Regions from separate parts of the Homo sapiens genome. Here region 2 is linked to region 1. A link is an interaction called in ENCODE POLR2A ChIA-PET data of the cell type or tissue named here. Cell type or tissue: MCF 10A. All regions are shown on one strand.

Region 1 (5,000 bases):
AAGTTTTATTTTGTTTAGATTCCTTCTCTCAATTCTGCTAAAATCAGGCATTGTAGAGAAGTGGTCCTGCTCATGAGGTAGAGACAACCATTATGGTAAAGAGGGGGATTTTATGGAAAAATGCTTAAGTTTGATTCGCAAAACTGTAGAGAGCAAGGTAAACAAAGAAACAAGCCCAAATTCATCATGTGATTTGAAAAGACCTGTTATATCACGTCTCAGAGTGGTAAGTACAGAACTGGATTGAGACAGCAGCAGTTCTATAATTATTCTTGACTCCTCTGATGAGCTCCCACTTGGCGACTGGACAAGTTGCTTTACGTCTTTGTAGATTGCCTGTTAACAAGGAGCCACCTTGTTTCTCATTAAAGTTTGCCTAATATTTCCAAGTATGAAAGTGATGTGTTAAGGTCTTTCACTCTTTTATTGTAGCTCCTATTTTGAACTTATAAAATTTGTCTAGGTTAAAACTTGGAACATTCATCTTGAACATTCTTTTTTTCCTTCAGTGTTTCTCAATTTTAATGATTACAGAATTGTATAGACTTATAACCACTCCTTATCTTGCGAGTTTCCTGAAAAGTTGAATAAGGAAGAAAGGTTTAGTCTTCTGAAAAGTATTTCCTTATGAGATCTTGGCTTGCTCCATTTTCTTTTTCTAAAGTATTTTGGAATTAAGCTTTTAATGGTTTCTTTAGGTATGTTTAGGCTTTGTCTAATGTTATCAAGATCTTAGTGATATGAGCTATATCTCTCTGTAGGTCAGATACTAATTTATCTGCTTAATCCTATTTTAGCCACCAAAGTCCTTGGCACTGTCAAATGGTTCAACGTCAGAAATGGATATGGATTTATAAATCGGTATGTGTGTGTGTATATTTGCATGTTTTAAGTTTATACTTACATTGTGGCACCAGGAGTTATAAATCCCTTAGCCTTCATTAATGGCTTATATAAATTTTTTAGGTTTCTAAGCACTGTAAATATTCTCATTTCTAAGCTACTGGTTGTTAAATATTACTTAAAATACATTTCCAGGACACTAATAAATAACTTATTTCATAAAATCTAGTCATTAAGGAAGAAAAGGAGGGGGAGATAAAATCAGAAATGGGAAGGGCCTTAGGATAAATGAGACCATATCCATAATTTCACAGATGGAGAAACGGAGTCTTACACTGGTTAAGCAGCTTTCCTAAGGTCACCCAACTAGTGAGTCATTGAGCTGGATCTTTAACTCACTTCTGGTCCAGTCCTATGTAGAAACTGTAAACTGTGGTAACTTTTAACCGTACAGGAATGAGAACATAACTACAAGATGCTGGGAGTATTATGAGGTTTTCACATGATATCGGCATTTTCTTTGCTTTCCCACCCCTTCTTAAAGTCCTCCAATTTCTTGTCTCCTTTGGTGGGGTGGGGGTGGGGGGCTGTTTTAAGTTTCAGTGTAAGGAGAGCCTAGTTCACAGCTGTGCCCTGTCCTTTTAACTGTCTTGCTTTGCTTTTGCTGGGAGGAAAATCTGAGGCTCTGATTACACACCATGTGATTCAGAAAGAGACAGAGGAACGGGATGTTTCTGTATGTTGAGTCTGTGAGCTTGGATCTAAGCACTGTGGCAATGTGGAGGAGGAAGGTGGGTGGCCTGTGGAGTTAGAAATGTTTAACAAGGATTTTAGGTGTCTGAATTGAGTGTAGAAAATAAGTGAAAATATATGTTGTGTTTTGAGGACTTGGGAGTTAAATTCATAACACATAGGTTCTTTTAAGTTTTTCCACATACGTACTACCTTTAATTGTGAGCTTTTTGTCTTTCAACAGAAATGACACCAAAGAAGATGTATTTGTACATCAGGTAAGAGGGATTATAAATACTACATTTGCTATGTGAGGAGAGGGTGTGTAATCTTCTGTCAGCCCTTTCCCAAAAGTAAGTCCTATGGATTATTATTTTAATCTAAACTCTTTCTGTGATTTATTTTGCAACAGGAGTTCAGTTCCACATTTTAAGATTGGCAAATAAGTTCTTCTACCCCATCATATTAACTGTTTTCAAATAGTTTTATTTTTGCAGTTGTATAAAGTGATATTTGGTTAGACCACTTTCTAATTTTTAAAGCCTTTGAGTCCTTAGCAAAAAAAAGAAAAGTCTGTTTCCCTTTTAGCATCCTGTTCTCCTGATGTGGTTCCTCCTTAGTGTTTGCCTGGAGCCAATCTGGCTTCTGCCTGGGTAGGTATTGGTTAAAGCTCCTCTGTCAGAGCAGCTCTCAATTGAAGTAAATAGCGCAGAGAAGCAGATAGTAAGATGAGAAAACTTCCAGTTCCCAGGGTAGCCCTCACTCTTGTTAAATGAGGCATGTTAGGACGTGTCCAGGTCAAAAGCTGCAAATTCCCTTAGATTTGCAGGAAATAGAGGAAATGGGTAAGATATGGAGCTTCTCTGCTATAGGTGCCTCAGTTTTTCTTTGCTTTATTAGCCTAGGATGTTATTTATTCTGTTATTAATATGTCCTAGACTTCCTTTATAAAATAGGTTAAGAGAAGGAATACTATCCTTAGTGTTCTTTTTGTTTATTTAGTTTTCAGTGAATTGTCTGAAATATGCGTTCTCAGAGTATAACAATAAGGAAGATAGAGCAGCAGGTACTAATGCCAGCCCATTCTCTTGCAGTGCAGAAATCCAGAATACATCTGATTTTCTGTGTTTTTGTTTCCTTCTGTTTAGGTTTGTGTGTGTATTGGAGTGACCGTAGGAGTTGGAGATAGTGGTATCTAGCTGTGGTTTCTATTGTTTATATTTCTACTTGACTGGATATATCTCAGTTGCATTTAGATAATTTGAGTAGATTTATTTTGTTCAGATACAGTGACTTTTAGGGTCATAATAGTGTTGTTTATAATACTTGGAGGTTTGAGGTTAATAGACCTTTTAGGGTAAGAATTCTGAAGACTGCTAGAGTCAAGGTCCTCAGAAGTTGCTGTATTGGTGGCTGGCTTTATTAGCCTGTGAGTATATGACCCGATTCCAGCCCCCGTGAGGTTGTGTGGTGAGTCACCTCAATGTGTTGAGGCTTGCCCAGTTTAACAGGAAAAAGGGAGCGAGCCGGCAGGGAGGGGCTGTTTTTGGAATGGCTGAATGTTCATGCTGCGTGCCTGTCCTGAACTGCCTTTTTTCCTCTATGGGTGAGGTCTCTGCTCTGTTGGCTCACTATTTCTTTTCCCTCCTACTCAGAGTTAGGGGACGGGCTGGATTACACATGCTTAATCGCTTTATAAAATAAGGTTGACCTAGTTCCATAGAAACGCAAGCCCCTTTAACTGTTTAGAGATACCAGCCAAAGAAATGGAAATGCATGGCAGGAATTATTTTCTGCCTTCATTGATGGAACAAGAGAGAGCAGCACCTATTCATAAGCAGATATTTAGGTGTAGATGTTTAATGAAGAATAGCATCTTCACTAACCTTTTAATGTATTATCAGGGAATGTAGGATTTGTTGACATGAATTGTGTGATGGGAGAAAAGTTGAATAAATATCATATAGGTAGAGTACAGGGATATGAATTCCCCCTCCTCCACTTCCCCCATCATCCCTGGGGCTGTTACGGTTGTGACTTCAGATAAATCACTTTAACTGTTAGCCTCGTGTTAACTCATCTGCAAAATGGGAGGAGAGGGGGGAGGCCAGATTATTACTAATACGTTCTGATTCTTGAGATAATTTTGTTTACTCGTCAGAAATATTTATCCCCTTGGCATTTTAATTTGTTTTTCTTTATCACTGCCTCCTTTCCTCCTCCGGAGATTCAGAGAATCTCTGAAGCTTAATGGTTTGAGGTAATTAATACATCTGATATGATCAGGTGATCAGCCTGTAACAGTAGTGTGTAGTCACTGCACACACTGCAGTTATAGAAAAAACATGTTCTGTTTAATCCACCTGTCAAGATGAATAGCACAAATCAAGGAAGTAATGTGGAATATAGTTTTATAGTGCTTTCTTGTTGTTGTGTTGGAGATCCAACTTAGTGGGAGAATGGTGGAAAAATAAGAATCGGTCAACAGTTTCTTCAAGTTCACTCTGGTGTACTTGAAAGCAGTGAAATCTGTGGCCAATATTGAAATATACATCGAATAAAATTTTCTGTTCTCTTTCCAGACTGCCATCAAGAAGAATAACCCACGGAAATATCTGCGCAGTGTAGGAGATGGAGAAACTGTAGAGTTTGATGTGGTTGAAGGAGAGAAGGTGAGAGGAAATTGTGGTTGGGTATCAAAGTGCTGGCACATAGTACTGTTGCACAATAAATTATCTATCAGCCCCTTATGAATTGACATGACTTTGGAATTTTTGTACAATAGCAGGAAGTGACTTTTAAACAGAATTTTTTTTTTTTTTAAGATGGGGTCTCCCTCTTGCCCAGGCTGGAGTGCAGTGGCGCGATCTTGGTTCACTGCAACTTCCACCATCCAGGTTCAAGTGATTCCTCTGCCTCAGTCTCCCTAATAGCTGGGATTACAGGCATCCACCACCACGCCCGGCTAATTTTTGTATTTTTAGTAGAGACGGGGTTTCACCATGTTGGCCAGGCTGGTCTTGAAACTCCTGACCTTAGGTGATCCACCTGTGTCAGCCTCCCAAAGTACTGGGATTACAGGTGTGAGCCACCACACCCAGCTAGCAGAAATATTTTTGACATTGTCATTATAAACATTCTGCAATAAAGATACTTTAATTTCTTATTTAATAAATGATCAACTCTGATTATGGAAAGAAAAGCTGATTTCTCAATTTAAAAATAATTTATATTTTTATACCAAAGGTATGTATTTCGAAATGCAGATTAAAATTTAACTATCTTATGTATTAACAATATATTAAAAGTGCTTTGCAGCTGGGCGTGGTGGCCCACACCTGTAATCCCAGTACTTTGGGAGGCTGAGGCAGGCGGATCTCCTGAGGTCAGGAGTTCAAGACCAGCCTGGCCAACATGGTGAAACC
Region 2 (5,000 bases), 340 kb after region 1:
GAGTTCAAGACCAACCTGGCCAATGCAGTGAAACCCTGTCTCTACTAAAAATACAAAAATTAGCTGGACGGGGTGGCAGGTGTCTGTAATCCCAGCTACTCGGGAGGCTGAGGCAGGGGAATGGCTTGAACCCGGGAGACGGAGGTTGCAGTGAGCCGAGATTGCGCCGCTGCACTCCAGCCTGAGTGACAGAGCAAGACCCTGTCTCATAAATAAATAAATAAATAAATAAGTAAATTTCAGACACACTAAATGATGTGTTTTGGTATATGAATGTAGTTTTAACTTGCATTTTACTAATGCAATGATGTTAAGTAGCATTTTTTTGTGTGTGCTTATTTGCCATTTAGGTAAAAATTTTCTTCTCACTGATTTCTGCTTTGATCTTTATTATTTACTGTCTTCTTATAGTAGGTTAAATTTGCTTTTTTAGTTTCTTATATTGAAAGCTGATATGTTGATTTGAAACCTTTTTTTCTAATAAAAGTTATACTATTAATATGTGAGATGATTTGGCAACATCCCGTCATATTTTGAGATACTACTTTTTGTTTCCATTCAGTTAAAAATAGTTTCTAAATTGTCTTTTGCATTCTTTGATTCATTGATTATTTACATGTGTCATTTAGTTTTCAACATTTGTGAATTTTTCAGACATTTTTATTATTGATTTCTAATTTAATTTCATTTTCATTAGCGAATTATTTTGTATAATTTAAAACTTAAATTTATTGACATCAGTGTTATGGACTAGACTATAGTGTGTTTTTAAAAATGTTTTAGGTGTATTTGATCAGAAATGTTTATTCTGCTGTTTTCTATGTATTCTATGTGATAACCTTTGAAATACAAAGTTTTGTAATATGGCTGGTAGAAACAGGCAAAATACTAGACCCTATGTTAGCACTAAGTATTGTTTACCCTAAATCTTTTCAGACAGTTCTTTCTCCATCCTGGAGTAGTTTTTTACATACATGCATTAGTAAGTACTCTGCTGAATATTCAAAGGTGACCTTCTGCATATCTTTACATTTCTTTATTTCTTCAAATCTCTTATCTCCATTTCTGTGTCCGGTGAACTACAGCTTGGTCTTTCTGGATTCTGAAGTGTCCCATGTCTGTAGTTTTTATAGCCTGCTCTTTTACCCACTTGATTGCACAGAGCAATTCAGCACACCCAGACTAAGTGACAACATCTTAATGTTCACTGATCTTATGAATATAGTTGTAATTCTCCAGATTAATGCTAGAGTATTCAAGAAAGGTCATTTCTACCATTTGAAAGATCTGACCTGTCACTACACTGTTCAGTAATTTCTTCATTCAGCTACAACGATCAGGAATGAAACCTAAGCATTTTGTCACTACTGCTTTTCCTTTTTTCAGTCTCATAATATCACAAATATTGCAGAAGTCCTCTAGATTGTAAATATTATAATTCTTTATTTCAAGGGGACTTTAGATATTTGAATTTCCAATTCTTCAATGTAATAAAAAGTCACAACAATATCAATGTTAAAATTAGGTTAATTAGGTGCTTCCTGTCTGTCAGACACAGATTTAAGCACTTAAATGTATCCTTTCATTAAATATACTTAACAATCCTGTATACAGGTGTTATTTTAACCTAATTCTAATGGTATACAACAGAATCTTAACATGTTAAATAACTCACTTAAGTTACAAAATGAATAATTGTTGCAATGAGGACTCAAATATATATATTTCTGGCTCTGGAGCCAGACTTACTATTAAATGACTAAAAAAGTGCTCTTTTCGCTGATTTTTAAATTTACTTTGCTACTTTAATGATTAATTGGCAATGATCAATGCACAACCTTTTACTCTCATGTGTTATTTTCAATTTTCCCCTTGTGTTTATTGTAGCAAGAACTCCCTACCTTCCTTCCTTATTATCTATTTGTAATTTGGAAGCCCCAGTATACCTTAGAATTGATCCAGGATGGCCTCATTTATGTATGGCTTGAGAGTTTTTTTAACAGAAAAAACATTGATTCTCTAAAAAATAAGAGTTTATATCATAGTTTCTCAATATTTTCCTATCTACAAGGACAAAATTTTTTTTCAGAAGCAAAACAACTAGCATACTAACTTTCTGTTTATGCATGTAGTAAATATTGGTTGATTACTGCACAATTTCCAGGAATTATGCAGAGATAACTACAGAGATGAGTAGAATAAAACTCATTTTAGAGCTTCAAACTCTAGTCAGAGATGTAGTTACAAACAAATAATCCAGTGTAGTTAGTTAGGTACTCTGGCAGAAGTGTAATGAAAGTAGTATGAAAAAACAGAGAAAGAAATCGAAGGAACACATGGACAAAGTGATATTAAAAAGAATGAGGCCGGGTGCAGTGGCTCACGCCTGTGATCCCAGCACTTTGGGAGGACCTGAGGTCAGGAGTTCAAGTCCAGCTTGGCCAACATGGTGAAAGCTCATCTTTACTAAAAATACAAAAATTAGCCAGATGTGGTGGCAAGTGCCTGTAACCCCAGCTACTCCTGAGGCTGAGGGGCAGCAGAATTGCTTGAACCCAGGAGGTGGAGGTTGCAGTGAGCCGAGATTGCGCCACTGCACTCCAGCCTGGCTGACAAGAGCAAAACACTGTCAAAAAAAAAAAAAAGAGAGAGAGGAAAGAAAGAAAAAAAGAACGAGACTCTAATGTAGACTGAACCTAGTAAGAGCAGTTATTAAAAAATCTCAGCTGGGGCCGGGTGCAGTGGCTCACACCTGTAATCCCAGCACTTTGGGAGGCCGAGGTGGGTGTATTGCTTTAGGTCAGGAGTTTATAACCAGCCTGGCAACGTAGTGAAACACCATCTCTACTAAAAATAAAAAAATTAGCCGGATGTGGTGGCACATGCCTGTAATCCCAGCTACTTACGAAACTGACACAGGAGAATCACTTGAACTTGGGAGGCAGAGTTTGCAGTGAGCCGAGATTGAACCAGTGCACTCCAGCCTTGGCAGCGGAGCAAGATTCTGTCTAAAAACAAACAAACAACAAAACAAAAACTCTTTAAGAATAGTTTTCTCCCTACAGTGGCCGATTGTTCAGTTACAGAACAGAGATCATTACATCGTCTTTTTAAATAGGGATAGCATCAGACCATAATCTTTTTATTTTTTTGTCAATTTTACATTGAAGTGACATCCTCACTCTTTCTTGAGCTTTCTATTTCCCATCTCTTATGAAAGAAAACAAAGTATCATTATTAATCATATAACTCCAAAAGATTAAAGATGCCAGAGTAAAACACATATATAGATATAGAAATCTCCACATGGAATGCCTAAACATATGCACACACACACACACACACACTTATACACACTTGTGAATGTGTGTATGTATGTATTAGATTTGAAATTTTATTTTCATTTCCTTACCAAGTAAAATTGCATATATCTGAAGAAAATGTTTTATTTTTCCACAAAACACAGTATCAAATTCTAAATTGAACACTGAATTTATTTCTCACTTAAATATTTGTTTTAAAATAAACATTCTAAAGTTTTCATTTAACTTGGGTATACATATGAAGAGATTTTAGACTTCAGAATTGGCTAGTTTCTGATGTATGATAAAAAGAGTGGCGCATTATTTATAATTTTTATTTTTATTATCTGAGTTGGCTATATTTTGTTTATGAATTAGGACCAGGCATGGTCCATAATCTCCTAAAATGGTATTAAGTTCCTGTATTTGAAGTTCAATAGGTATGATTCATTTTTATTTTCCCGCGTTAATAAAATCATGTATGTAATTTGTAATTGTCTCTCCTCTAGACTAACAATAATTGAAATGCAGAAGGGAGACTGTGCACTCTATGCCTCGAGCTTTAAAGGCTATATAGAAAACTGTTCAACTCCAAATACGTACATCTGCATGCAAAGGACTGTGTAAAGATGATCAACCATCTCAATAAAAGCCAGGAACAGAGAAGAGATTACACCAGCGGTAACACTGCCAACTGAGACTAAAGGAAACAAACAAAAACAGGACAAAATGACCAAAGACTGTCAGATTTCTTAGACTCCACAGGACCAAACCATAGAACAATTTCACTGCAAACATGCATGATTCTCCAAGACAAAAGAAGAGAGATCCTAAAGGCAATTCAGATATCCCCAAGGCTGCCTCTCCCACCACAAGCCCAGAGTGGATGGGCTGGGGGAGGGGTGCTGTTTTAATTTCTAAAGGTAGGACCAACACCCAGGGGATCAGTGAAGGAAGAGAAGGCCAGCAGATCACTGAGAGTGCAACCCCACCCTCCACAGGAAATTGCCTCATGGGCAGGGCCACAGCAGAGAGACACAGCATGGGCAGTGCCTTCCCTGCCTGTGGGGGTCATGCTGCCACTTTTAATGGGTCCTCCACCCAACGGGGTCAGGGAGGTGGTGCTGCCCCAGTGGGCCATGATTATCTTAAAGGCATTATTCTCCAGCCTTAAGTAAGATCTTAGGACGTTTCCTTTGCTATGATTTGTACTTGCTTGAGTCCCATGACTGTTTCTCTTCCTCTCTTTCTTCCTTTTGGAATAGTAATATCCATCCTATGTTTGTCCCACTATTGTATTTTGGAAGCACATAACTTGTTTGGTTTCACAGGTTCACAGTTAAGAAGGAATTTTGCCTCTGAATAAATAGAATCTTGAGTCTCATGCATATCTTGTTTGATGATATTTAGATAAGATTTTGGACTTTAGACTTTACAATTGATTCCGTAAAAAGCTAAGACTTGGGGTTATTAGAATGGAATTGTTTGAAATGCTTGTTCCCCGGTGTCATAAAGAAATAGGACTTGAACATAAATTTAATTTATTTAGTAAGGCCATTTTTTACTTCCTGCAGAAAGGGTACACTCACTAGCAGTTCTGCCATGAGAGTACACCGAACAAAGGAGACAGGGTCATTTATAACCTGACATGTCCACACTACTGCTGTGTCCGGTTTCCACTGGCTGGAACGGGACCTC

Evidence for each region. ChIA-PET counts read pairs that join two places held together with the same protein. Peaks named below come from ENCODE experiments on the same cell type or tissue, not always from the same donor. Only the 100,000 strongest peaks of a DNase experiment are listed, where the experiment ranks them.
Region 2: POLR2A ChIA-PET joins it to region 1 with 5 read pairs; 2 of 35 experiments call an interaction of 5 or more read pairs at or near these places.

Annotation. Positions count from the first base shown.
Region 1 is chr12:10,714,941-10,719,940 of GRCh38, reverse strand. YBX3 (Y-box binding protein 3) reads left to right here. Exons shown (of 10, transcript NM_003651.5): 2 at 798-861; 3 at 1,820-1,853; 4 at 4,158-4,247. Among named protein-coding and RNA genes, the nearest start is that of YBX3, 5.9 kb to the left of the region's middle. In MCF 10A, no CTCF peak of the experiment used is centred here; DNase peaks (open chromatin) are centred at 290, 1,220, 2,310 and 3,070.
Region 2 is chr12:10,372,043-10,377,042 of GRCh38, reverse strand. KLRC4-KLRK1 (KLRC4-KLRK1 readthrough) reads left to right here. Exons shown (of 13, transcript NM_001199805.1): 13 at 3,812-4,690. The coding sequence ends at 3,929. KLRK1 (killer cell lectin like receptor K1) reads left to right here. Exons shown (of 8, transcript NM_007360.4): 8 at 3,812-4,690. The coding sequence ends at 3,929. KLRK1-AS1 (KLRK1 antisense RNA 1) reads right to left here. Exons shown (of 4, transcript NR_120430.1): 2 at 2,907-3,008. Among named protein-coding and RNA genes, the nearest start is that of KLRK1-AS1, 11 kb to the right of the region's middle. RefSeq lists a silencer at 4,646-4,846. In MCF 10A, no CTCF peak of the experiment used is centred here; a DNase peak (open chromatin) is centred at 2,882.